Linked DNA regions of Mus musculus: region 2 is linked to region 1. Evidence: chromatin contacts called from ENCODE Hi-C or POLR2A ChIA-PET data. All regions are on one chromosome and are shown on one strand. The core of a region is the stretch at or near the end of the contact, and the rest is flanking DNA. Distances in the headings are between cores, read along the strand shown.

Evidence for each region. Hi-C counts contacts between places; a loop is a spot of excess contacts on that map. ChIA-PET counts read pairs that join two places held with the same protein, here RNA polymerase II (POLR2A).
Region 2: a map of heart shows a loop between it and region 1 (2.6-fold over the local background). The contact joins the promoter of Efcab8 here to the promoter of Mapre1 in region 1. A Hi-C loop is called at or near these places in 1 of 37 maps with a recorded cell type or tissue (heart). POLR2A ChIA-PET finds 5 or more read pairs at or near these places in 4 of 5 experiments (Patski and embryonic stem cell).

The regions. Positions count from the first base shown.
Region 1 is chr2:153,738,859-153,744,742 of GRCm38, reverse strand. It overlaps Mapre1 (microtubule-associated protein, RP/EB family, member 1), which reads right to left and starts at 3,456. Exons shown (of 7, transcript NM_007896.3): 1 at 3,324-3,456.
Region 2 is chr2:153,776,466-153,782,349 of GRCm38, reverse strand. It overlaps Efcab8 (EF-hand calcium binding domain 8), which reads right to left and starts at 3,104. Exons shown (of 29, transcript NM_001370916.1): 1 at 2,925-3,104; 2 at 2,378-2,419; 3 at 1,271-1,459; 4 at 535-586. The coding sequence starts at 1,437.

The DNA of each region.
Region 1 (5,884 bases), core at 2,207-4,706:
TTGAGTCACACAACTCCAGTCTGGGTTCCCTAAGCCAGTGCTCGTCTTAGAGCAGGGGTAACTAGGTCTACAGACATGGGGCAGTTTATGCCCAATATCCCTGTCCTCGTCCTCCTTCCCACAACCTCACACTTCACACAGGGCCTTGAACAGAATGAGTGTTAGGTAAATGTTGCTTGTCTCAGAATATGGGGGAAGAAAAGGTGCTGTCTTAGTCAGGGTTTCTATTCCTGCACAAACATCAGGACCAAGAAGCACTTGGGGAAGAAAGGGTTTTATTCAGCTTACACATCCACATTGCTGTTCATCACCAAAGGAAGTCAGGACTGGAACTCAAGCAGGTCAGGAAGCAGGAACTGATGCAGAGGCTAATGGAGGCACTTCCCCAACTGAAGCTCCTTTCTCTGTGGTAACTCCAGTGTGTGTCAAGTTGACACAGAAAACCAGCCAGTATACAGGTGTCTACATAAACTTTTCAGAAAGCTAACTTTCAACACTCTATACACTCCCCAAAAATCAGCTGACAGAACTACCACACAAAACAGCACAACTTAGTTTCTCAGTGCATAGGTAGATTATTCATGTCTCCATAGCACTTCATTCAAACCTCTGGGATTATAATTATCACACTAAAACTGACACTATTCCTCCATTTCTGAGCCTCCCAGAATTAGGAGACCAGATTTAGGCCAGGACAAAACTGGAGGACCTGGACTTGAACATGAATCCATTCCATTAGCTGTGATTTTAGGCAAGTTACTGAACTCAGTGTGGCTCAGCTCTAAACACAACCATCTGAAAAGGATCTCACAGAGAGCTGTATGAAGTAAGGAAGGAAACAGAGCTGGCATCATATCAAACCTAAGCATAGTTACAAACGAGGTCAGGGCAGAGACTGCCTCTCTTTTATGCTATCTTCAGTGCTAAAAACTGTGCCTGATATCTGCTGCCAACACCTCTCAAGATCCCCTACAAGCCCTCACTCAAATTAGTCTATCTCAATCTGTTCCTACACAGCAGCCAGAAAGAATTTTCTGAATCACAAATCACATGAGGTATCTCTCTCCTGTTTAAAAAACCCTGGATGAACACATAAAATGCATACTCTGTGCAGAATGCTATTAAGTACCAATAAGAGCCATCCAGACTGAGTGATGTGATTTCAGACTGAGCACTTACCATCTAGCTTGGGTCTATATGTACACATTGGGTATTGTGTGTCTCATGCTATCATAAAATAAAAGCAGCTGGTAAAGCCACATGTGTCTCCTGACCACACCCCAGCTCAGAAAAGGTTAATGGCCCTTCACCACCATGTAATTTCAAACTCTTTCATTAGCAGTACATTAATACCAGGTCCCATGTGCTCCACGAGCTCTGTGGCCACTAAATACATGGGATTAGGCACCCTGTGGATGTGCAATAAACATCCACTCACTCAACCAATTAATTGACTCTTCCAGGCAGTCAAAACAGAGCCTACCTCTCCAGCAAAGCTCTTTCTCACTTTCTGGTAAGAATGTTTGAGCCAGAAGTGAAGGCCCATGCCCATAAACCTAGATAGCACTCAAAAAGCTGAGGCAGAGACACCACTCCAAATTCAGGACAAGTGTGGGACACAGAGCATTCTAGGCCAACCTAGGGTACAAGATAAGGTCCTGTCTCAGAACAACTAACAAAAATGTCCACTGCTTAGCCTCAGTGCAATACCCTTGAGTTCAACACATACCCCACCTTTTCAGGGCTCTCTGAGCTAAGCAAGGTACAACCACAAGAAAAATCCCCTTTCCGTCTACTCAAGTATTTCTCTCCCTTCAGTGACTCTCCCAGGAGTCTCCCTAACTAGTTCTAGTCAGCCTTTTCACACACTATCTCATGACCTAGCTCAATAGCTAGATGACCTTCAATTTTTGATCCTCCTGCATCTACCTCCCAAGTGTAAGGACTACAGGCATGTTCACCACACTTGGCTCCCTACCCACTTCAATTCAGTGTAGGATAAAGTACACCCTATTCCTCTCCAAGTACCATCCAGAGTCCTATGGAAAGGCAAGAGGGAGGTGGCACTAAAAAGAGCTATGTGACCCTGTATGAAACATGTCTCCTTTCCTCAGAAATGGCTTACCTGTAAAATGAATAAGACCCTACCTTCCTCACAGAGCTGTGGTAAGTATCAGAAAAGCACACCGCCTCCCAAGCTTCTATGTCCTGGCACTTTGACACCACAAAAGTATGAAACAGTTTCTAGATGGAGAAGGAGGAGTAGCACACAGGATATGACTCTGGAGTTGAGTTACTTGCTGGACAACGTAAGGCAAGTCCTTTCCCTACCCAAAGTCTCAGACTCGCCTCTGTAAAAGAATGATGAGCAGCTCAGCACAGTGGGGGAACTGCAGTCACCTCTCAGCCCCACAGAGAAAATAAAATGAGCAAAACACAACAGAGGGGAAAGAAAGAGAATAAAGATAGCATCTTTTCAAGGCAATGTGACTATTAAATGACACAATGCTACATCAAGCTCTTAACACAATGCCTTATACACAAGTGCCCATTAAAGAGCTATCTTGATTAATGCTAGTCAAGACATCCCATCACCGGCAGACATCAGGCCTAGCTGAACTTCCCTCAATGGGCCACCGGATCCTCATCGCCAAGATGCAGAGGTCAGGCTATACCCTGCAGTACTGGTATCGCCCTTTTACAGTAATTACAGAAATTATCTTGGCCATGTATTCATTTTCTTGCTTCCTGGCTCTCTACCCACAAAGCAGACTCCTAGAAAGCATGTCTTTGCCTGTCTACTCCCTGATGAGACCGGGGCCTAGCATTTACTAGGCACTCAACCACCACCCGCGGACCGCCTGACTTCTGCCAGGCACCGAGCTGAAACCTTTCTGTGCTTAATTCTACTGTCTCCATTTTACGGAGGAGGAAACTGAGGCACGGGGAGGCTGAAGCGCCTGCCTAAGGTCGCACTCTGCGGCCAACTCCGCGGACCAACTCCCACCCATTATGCAACGACGCCTCCTACACCCAGGGTCCCCACCGCGCCCCTCGCGCGCGCGCGCGCGCGCCCGTGGGCACACACCCTCCAGGCCCAGCCGCAAAGTCAGGACTTCGCCGGTCACCACTAGGCAGCCCCCACTTCCGGCCCACGCCCCGCCCCCGGGACAACGGAGCGCGCGCCCCCGGCCCAGGCCGCGCACCGGATCGCGGCCCCGCCCTTCCCCCCCACTGCCCGCGCGGCTCCGCACTGCTCACGAGGAGCCGCCTCCCGTGAATTCCCGACTGCTGCCGCCGCCCGGGCCCGCCAGCCGCCTCACCGGCTTTCTCAGGACCCGCGTCCGCCGTCCGCGCGCCCGGCTCCGGTTCCGTCTTCGTCTCGTTCAAACCGTCGGACCCCGCCCGCCCGCGCGCGATGACCTCACACGCACCCCGCCGTGACGCGCCGACGCAGGGGCTCGTCATCTCCCGCCCGGCCTTTTATAGAGACGGACTGGCCTGCGAGCCGGAGGCGGGGCCGAATGCTTGATCGACAGCTGGCATGCCCGGGGGCGGGGAGCAAGCCTGTTGGGCACGTGGTCAGTTGCGACCAATGACGTGTGAGTCCTCTGAGGAGGCGGAGTCCAGTTGCACATTCTGGTTTGCTGTAGCCCAGAAGAAAATTCGTTTGACCAAGATGGATTAATGAATAGGCTCGGGAGGAAGGTTAGCTCGCCTAGCATACATGAATCCCTGGTTTCAGTCCCCAACACCACAGATGGCAGCTGTGGTGGAACACACCTATCTTGCCAGCAAATCGTTTTGTCATCATCCCAGACCCTCTCTCTGGGAGTTCAGCCTGAGGTACACGAGACCCTGTCTCAGAAAGAAAAAACTGGGAGTGCTAGGCCACTCGTGTACACTTGGACAGGAAAGAGAATCACTGTAAATTCAAGGCCAGCCTGGTCTACAGTAGCAAGCTAGCCAGAGCTACACAGCGAGATCTGGTCTCAACAAAGAAAAAATGGCCATCGAAATGCTTTAGCAGGTGCATGCCCCCAAACCTGACAACATGAGTTCAAACCCCAGGACCCACTGATAGAAGGTGAGACGCGAGTCCTGCAAGTTGTCCTCTGACTAACACACATGGGCAGTGCCACTCGCATGCCTACACACACGCAAATATGCCCACAAATAACTGTGGTGGTATGAACGTTTAATCCCAGGACTCAGTAGGTAGAGACAAGAGAATCTCTGAGATCAAGGCCAGCCAGAGAGCTACACAGTTATTGTTTGCCTTTAAATTTAAAAAAAAAAAAAAAGATTTGGCGCCTGTTTTAGTTAGTGTTACAATTCCTGTAATGAAACATGACCAAAGCAACTTGGAGAGGAGAGTGCTTATTTAGCTTACTCTTCCATATTATCTCTGTTCATCACTGAAGGAAAACAGGGCAGGAACCTAGAGCCAGGAGTGGATGCAGAAGCCATGGAGGGATGTCGGTTACTAGCTTACTCCTCATGGCTTGCTCAGCCTGCTTTCTTATACAACCTGTCTTAGTCAGGGTTTCTATTCCTGCACAAACATCATGACCAAGAAGCACTTGGGGAGGAAAGGATTTATTCAGCTTACTCTCCCACATTGCTGTTCATCACCAAAGGAAGTCAAGACTGGAACTCAAACAGGTCAGGAAGCAGGAGCTGATGCAGAGGACATGGAAGGATGTTCTTTACTGGCTTAGTTCCCCTGGCTTGCTCAGCCTGCTCTCTTATAGAACCCAAGAATACCAGCCCAGAGATGGTCCCACCCACAAGGGGCCCTCCCCACTTGATCACTAATTGAGAAAATGACTTGCGGCTGGATCTCCTGGAGGCCTTTCCCCAACTGATGCTCCTTTCTCTATGATAACTCCAGCTGTGTCAAGTTGACACAAAACTAGCCAGTACACAACCCTAGACCACACCAGCACAGAGGTGTCCTAACCCACAGTGGGCTGATGAGATTCCCCCATCAATGACTAAGAAAACACTTTACCAGCTTGCCTAAGGGCTCATCTTAGGGAGGCATTTTCTTAATTGAGATTCCCTCCTCTCAAATGACATTAGCGTGTGTCAAGGTGTTATAAAACTGCCCAGCACAGCACCTTAATGAAAAACTAAGTCACCATGTAAGAGCACCTGCAATGTCATCTGGTTTATTCTTAGCACTGCAAATGTTTCCTTACTTTTTAATGCCTTTATCTTCTGCTTTTGCATGGAGGCAATTTCCTGTTCTAGCTCCAGACTGTGTCTCAGTGCTTGTATATAGGAAGAAAAGATGAACTGCAGCACTTCACAGCAGAGGAAACAGGCTCAGAGAAGCCAGCTGACTTGCCCAGAATCACAGGTCACAGAATGCTTTCTCTGCCACAATACCACTTATTTATATATTCATAATTCTTTTTGAGATAGGGTCTAATATAGCCCAGATCAGTCTCCTGCATCCTATGTGGCTGAGGATAACCTTGAACTCCTACCCTCCTGTTACTACTTTTCAAATGCTGGGATTACAGGCCTGTACCACCAAGCCTGGCTGCCAGCATTTATTGTCTCTAAGCAAAGAGACAGACCCTAGGCATTTGATGGTGAGCTAAAACTAGACATAGCCTATGACCTCCTAACATTTCTACTCTGGCAAAGGAGGCAAACTAGACACATCAGTGACTCGAAACTTGGTTTACTAACAGATCGATTGAGGGCTAGGCCAAGCCAGTGTATGTATAGCAAGGTGCTTACCTCCTGGCCATTCCTGGACCTAGTCCTAATTGCTGAAGCTCAGGAATGGCTAAGAATCTGACAAGGTGGCAGTGGATGACTTATTGCTGATCCTCCTGCCTCTCCCTCCTGAGTTCTGGGATTAAAGCTG
Region 2 (5,884 bases), core at 1,855-4,354, 38 kb before region 1:
TGAAAACCACACCTGAAATCCCAGCCAGAACCAGGAAGGCTGAGCCAGGGCTGCCAGATAGAAGGCCAGACTGGGCTTCTAATGAAACCCTAGCTCTGTGTGCCTTTAATCCCTGCACTCTGAAGGCAGAGGCAGGCAGATCTGTGTGAGTTGGAGGCCAGCCTGCTCTACATAGTGAGTTCTAGACCAGCTAGAGATATACAGTGAGACAATACATTAAAACAAAAACAAAACAAAACAGTAGGGTTGGAGTTGATTATCAGTCAGCACTACTATCCTTGCCTAGTTTACTCAAGGACTGGGGTCCATCCTTAATATGGGGGGTGGGGGGATGAGGAGAGGAGGGGTGGGAAGAGGAACCTGCTTGTTAGGCTCGTCTAAGTTATCACTTGGTCCTACACATATCTAAGTTTGCAAGCCTGGTGCAGAAGCTAGCAGACCTATGCTGGTGACATTTTGGAAGGCAGTGGACTGGTAAATGACATTTGTGTGGCTCCCATTGTGATCTCCCCTCACTCACTGTTATGTTCTTACCTTTTGAGGTTTGGGGCTCTCTCCTGGCTTCTCAGAAGACATTAGTCTTGGCCTAAAATGGATAATCACAGTTGCTTTAACACAAGTCCACAGACCTGACCTAGCCAAGCCACAGAAAGTTGGAAATGGTCAAAGGAGATGATGGTTGCCCCTTGTCCACAGCTACTCCTAGTATTTCATGAGTGCCCCCTTTCCCACAGACATTTTCCATAAGTTTACAGTGGAGCCTTCCTGAATTGATGGAAAGAAACTGGCCCACTGAAGCCATGAAGATTACTAGCTTAAATCCAGAATTTGTAGAATCCAGGGACTTCTCAAGCCATGTGGAGGTCCCAAAAGCCATTCACTACCGAGAGAAGCAGATCCAGAGGTAGACACACATCTAAAGTGGAGGCACAACCCTCCACTGCATACACCCTCCCAACCCCCTCCAGGGCCCTTGGGGGCAGGACCTTCTCCAGTGAGATGAGATAAGAACTCATGGAGAGAGCCATGTTTCTAATGAGAAGTCAAGATATTGGGGCACCAGACCCGCAGGGTCCCCAGATCTGATGAGAGTTGGGAGGCATTCTCAGAGAACAAAACAGACAGCAGGGAAGGAGAAGAGAATGTCATACCCACGGGACTGACACGTAAGCCGTGTGGACCCTGGACCACAGGGTTCCTAGGAGGCATCAGGGAGAGAGGGAAATGAAGAGAAAAGAGTGAGAAGAAAAACATAATACAAGATCCTTACCATCTGGCTCTAAATGGGAAGAAGAGCAGTAGGCACATGAGAAAGGGCAGTGGGGAGGGGAACCGGCCCAGGTCTTCCCCCGTGCTGTCTTGACATCGAAAGTAAGGACAACTAAGAGAAAAGGCAGAAACTTCTCCAGAAAGAGGAGCATGGAGGGACGAGGGCATGAAGCAAGCTGTGACGACTCATCTAGAAATAAAACGCAAATCTCTAGAAATCTGAGGACTCATAAGCTTAGGGTATAGATACATTTAAAGAATAGAAAAAGGAAACACAAGAGACAGGATGTGGTACTGGAAAAAGAGCCACGGAAAACGGCAGAAACCTAATGCAAAAGTGTATCTAAAGTACATTTCTGTTAACTATATGAATTGTATTGGCCTTGAAAGGGACCTGGCAGGGCTGGAGAGATGGCTCAGCAGTTAAAAACTCCCGCAGAGGAGCTGCACTCAATTCCTAGCAGCCAAGATGGCAACCCACAACCGACTGTAACTACTGTTCTAGAGGATCTGATGTTCTCCTCTGACCTCCTTAGGCACTACACCCACAATACATAGACATACATGCCGATAAAACACTCACACATAGCTGGGTGGTGGTGGCGCATGCCCTTAATCCCAGTATTTGGGAGGCAGAGGCTGGTGGATTTCTGAGTTCGAGGCCAGCCTGATCTACAAAGTGAGTTCCAGGACAGCCAGGGCTACACAGAGAAACCCTGTCTCGAAAAAACAAACAAAACAAAGACACTCACACATGTCAAATAAATTTTAAAAAATAAAAAGACCTGGGGAAATATGCCATAAGGTTAATGGCAGTTATCTGGGCAGGTGTAGAAGTGGGGGCACCTGTCAAATATGCATTCCTCTAACACACAGAAGGGGGAGAAGGAAAGAAAAAAGAAAGATTTTTTTTTTCAGGCTGGGACAACCAACTACCTCTTCAAAACAGAACAAAGGAAGAAGGTGGCCCTTGCACCCTTGTTCATCAACATCTACCCTCCAGCTCACTCTATGGCAGTGAAAAGGGGGGAGGGTCCTACCTTCCCTTAAACCAAGGTGGCCCGTAATGCAACCCATTGAACTGGGGTCCTCCTTCCCCACAGAGTACCTTGAGGAAGGGAATGCAGACAGAACCAGATGGTTGTGAACTCTGAAGGAAAAACAAACAAGTGTCCGGAAGTAGTTTGTAAGAGAATGAAAAAAAAAAAAAAAAAGGAATACAAATCTGGGGAAGTGGGGAAGAAGGTGGGGAAGAGAAGGAGATGGGATAGGGCTAGCTCCTAGCTATGAGAATACCACAGGATGAAGGGAAATAACCCAGCAGTACGGAAGTTGGGGGGGGGGGGTGTGGCGGAGTGCCCCAGCATGCCTTAGGCAGCTGTCGCAGGAAACCGGACCTAAACTGGATGGTGGGTAATATTCGCCAACATCTGTCACTGCACTAGGTTCCAAATCCCGAGTGAAGGGAAGATAGGTAGGCCCCAATCTGTCCTTCTTCCTGTACCCCCAAAGGACTTGCCCGTCCTAGTTTAAGGCACTAGGTAAGGTAGGGCGGAAGTGGCTGATAGCTCCAGCTGGTGACAGTTTGGCCGGGGACATCCTGAGGTCTAAGCACTATCTGCCCTTTCCAGCCTGCTGCAGATGCCAGTTCAGACCTTGGAAGAACGGAAATACGGTTTGGAGTCCTTTTAGGAACAGGGAGCGCACTCCCAAGCTCCTCTACGAGAATCAAGGAAGGATAACAGAGCAGAAGCAAAGGGGGGCACAGAGAACAATGTCTCCAGGGGAAGGGCTCAGAAGGCACAGCTGTGCGAGATGAGACGTTAACCTCGTCTGGGAAAGACAAATGTGCGCGTGGGTAGGACAGGCGCTGAAATTGCGGCTGGAGGAAAACTACTCTCCACGTGGCCGAAGCGGCAACTGGTTGGCGAGAGTAGGTGGGAGGGGCGAGGCTATGGTAGGCGGGGCCAGAGGCAGGCGGCTAGCAGGGGTAGCACCCGGGATAGGGGAGCGAGGGAAGGCGGGGTTTCTCCTGCTCCTTCGCCTAGGACTACAGCGATTTGGTTTCTACTAACACCTCTAGTTTTGGAATTTTTCCCTTTGTCTTCTCCCTGGAGCTGAAGTGGATTTCCAGGTCTTGGCCAGGCCCTAGTTTTTAACCCCCTTTTGGTTGGACAGAGATCTCTTTAGTGTTGGCACTTTGCTGGGCTTCGTCTCACGCCTAAGCAGCACGGTTGCCAGACTCACCCAAGGCCTGCTTCTCATTTCCAACCTTTTCCTGTTTGGAGGTCCAAAGCTGGCTGGGCTTTGATTTCTACTTCCACTCGCTCATCTTCCTGCTCTGTGGAGCCACACAGTGCACACTGGTGATCCCTTGAGTTGGTGATCAAGGATAAGGAGTGTCCTGGTTCTGCCTACCAAAGGCTAAAAGCAAATGCAGGGCCTTTCTAGGAGCTGCCAGTAACAGGAGTGGACCCATTAGATCTAGGCTTTAGTTTTGTTTTTTAAATTTTATTTATTGTTTGTATGAGTACACTGTCGCTCTCTTCAAACACACCAGAAGAGAGCATCGGATCCCATTATATAGACGGCTGTGAGCACCAATGTGGTCCTGGGAATTGAACTCGGGATCTCTAGAAGAGTAGTCGGTGCTCTTAACTCTCCAGCCATGGTTTTGTTTTTTAATACAAGGTCTCATGGAGCCCAGGTGATTTGAACTTCCTATATAAATAGCCAAGGATGGCCATGTATGACTTGATACTCTTCCCTTCCACCTCCCTGTTATTAGACGCGTTCTCACGACCGGCCAGGAAGAACACCACAGACCAGAATCTTCTGCGGCAAAGCTTTATTTCTTACATCTTCAGGAGCCAGGGTGCAGGAAGCAAGAGAGCAAGAAGCAAGAGAGCAAGAAGCAAGAGAGCAAGAAGCAAGAGAGAGAAGCAAGAGCAAGAGAGAGAGAAAACGAAACCCCGTCCCTCTTAAGGAGCATTCTCCTTCGCCTCGGACGTGTCACTCCCTGATTGGCTGCAGCCCATCGGCCGAGTTGACGTCACGGGGAAGGCAGAGCACAAGTAGTCATAAGATACCCTTGGCACATGCGCAGATTATTTGTTTACCACTTAGAACACAGGATGTCAGCGCCATCTTGTAACGGCGAATGTGGGGGCGGCTCCCAACACCTCCCAAGTGTTGGAACTACGTATGTGTACCACCACACCCACAATCTAATTTTTAATTGAAAAAAAAAAAAAAAGGTCATAGCAATCATTAAGATTTAAAAATGCCCCTTTGCCTTGGGCAGTAGTACTGAGTCTTAGTGCTCAGAGAACGGAATAGGGGGTTGACTCTGGGTGGCCACATCTCCTTAGCCTCTGGAATCTTCCATTAGTTAAGTAGGACACAGCCAGAGAAGACAAGGTAGGAAGGATTGCCCTAAAGTTCTGGGCCCAGGGCAGGCCCTTTTTGCCTAAATGTAACAGAATATTCTACAGATTCTGAGTAGAGTAGGGTTTTCCCCCCAGACAAGCGGACCTTGTCGAAATGGAGATTCTGAAGTTTGGGCCCCTTTTGGGGACAGGGGCATACTCCTATGTTAGGAAGTCAATCTGGATTCCCAGGTGTCAAAGGTTAACAGAGATTGGAGACTGCCGCCAAGAAACAAAACTTCTAAAAAAAAAAAAAAAAAGTCCACATGTGACTTGTATGAAGTCAGAATGTATATGTATACTTATTCTTCAAACTTCAAATGACTTCAGTGCCTTCACATTTTTCACTTTGTTTTGTTTTGAATTGTTGGGCATGGTTTTGCATGCCTTTAATTCTAGCAGTCAGGAAGCGGAGGCAGGCTGATCTCTGTAAGTTCAAGGTCAGCCTGGTCTACAGAGTCCCAGGACAGCCAGGGCTACAACAGAGGGACCCAGCCTCAATTTTTTCTCTCTCTCTTTCATTTATTGATGGCTGGAGTTATGGCTCAGTGCCTCTCATGGCCTCATGACCTTTGGTTACATCTGATGCCATCACACATACATGAGATAATGTCTCAAAAATAAATAGCATCCATCAATAATGACAGAAGTAGATGGCATGTCGTGATGCGATAATAAAGCCATGTATAAATCACGCCATGAGGAAAAAACACAAACCCAGACTGCAGAATACAACTGGCTATACTCACGTCGATGGCCTGCTGAATGCTAGCAGCACATACCTGTAACTCTAGCACTTACAAGGCTGAAGCAGAAGGCTTTGTAAAGCAAGCATGAGCAACACAGCCAGCTCCAGGACAGCCTGATCTATGCAGGAAACCTACGAAAAGCAAAACACAGGAGGGAAATGGCTCACTGGGTCAAGTCATGCTGTCCAAGACTGAGGACTTACTTGAGTTCAGATACCCAACACCCATGTAAATGACTGACATTGAAACACGCAAAGTTAACGCCAGAGCCAGGCAGGGAGAGGTCAGTAGAGACAAGAGGATCCCGGGGCTCACTAGCCAGTTAGGCTAGCTGAAACAGAGACCTCAGGTTTAGTGAGAGACTATGAGGGTTTGATTATGCTTGGCCCAGGCAGTGGCACTATTAGGAGGTGTGGCCTTCTTGGAGTACGTGCATCA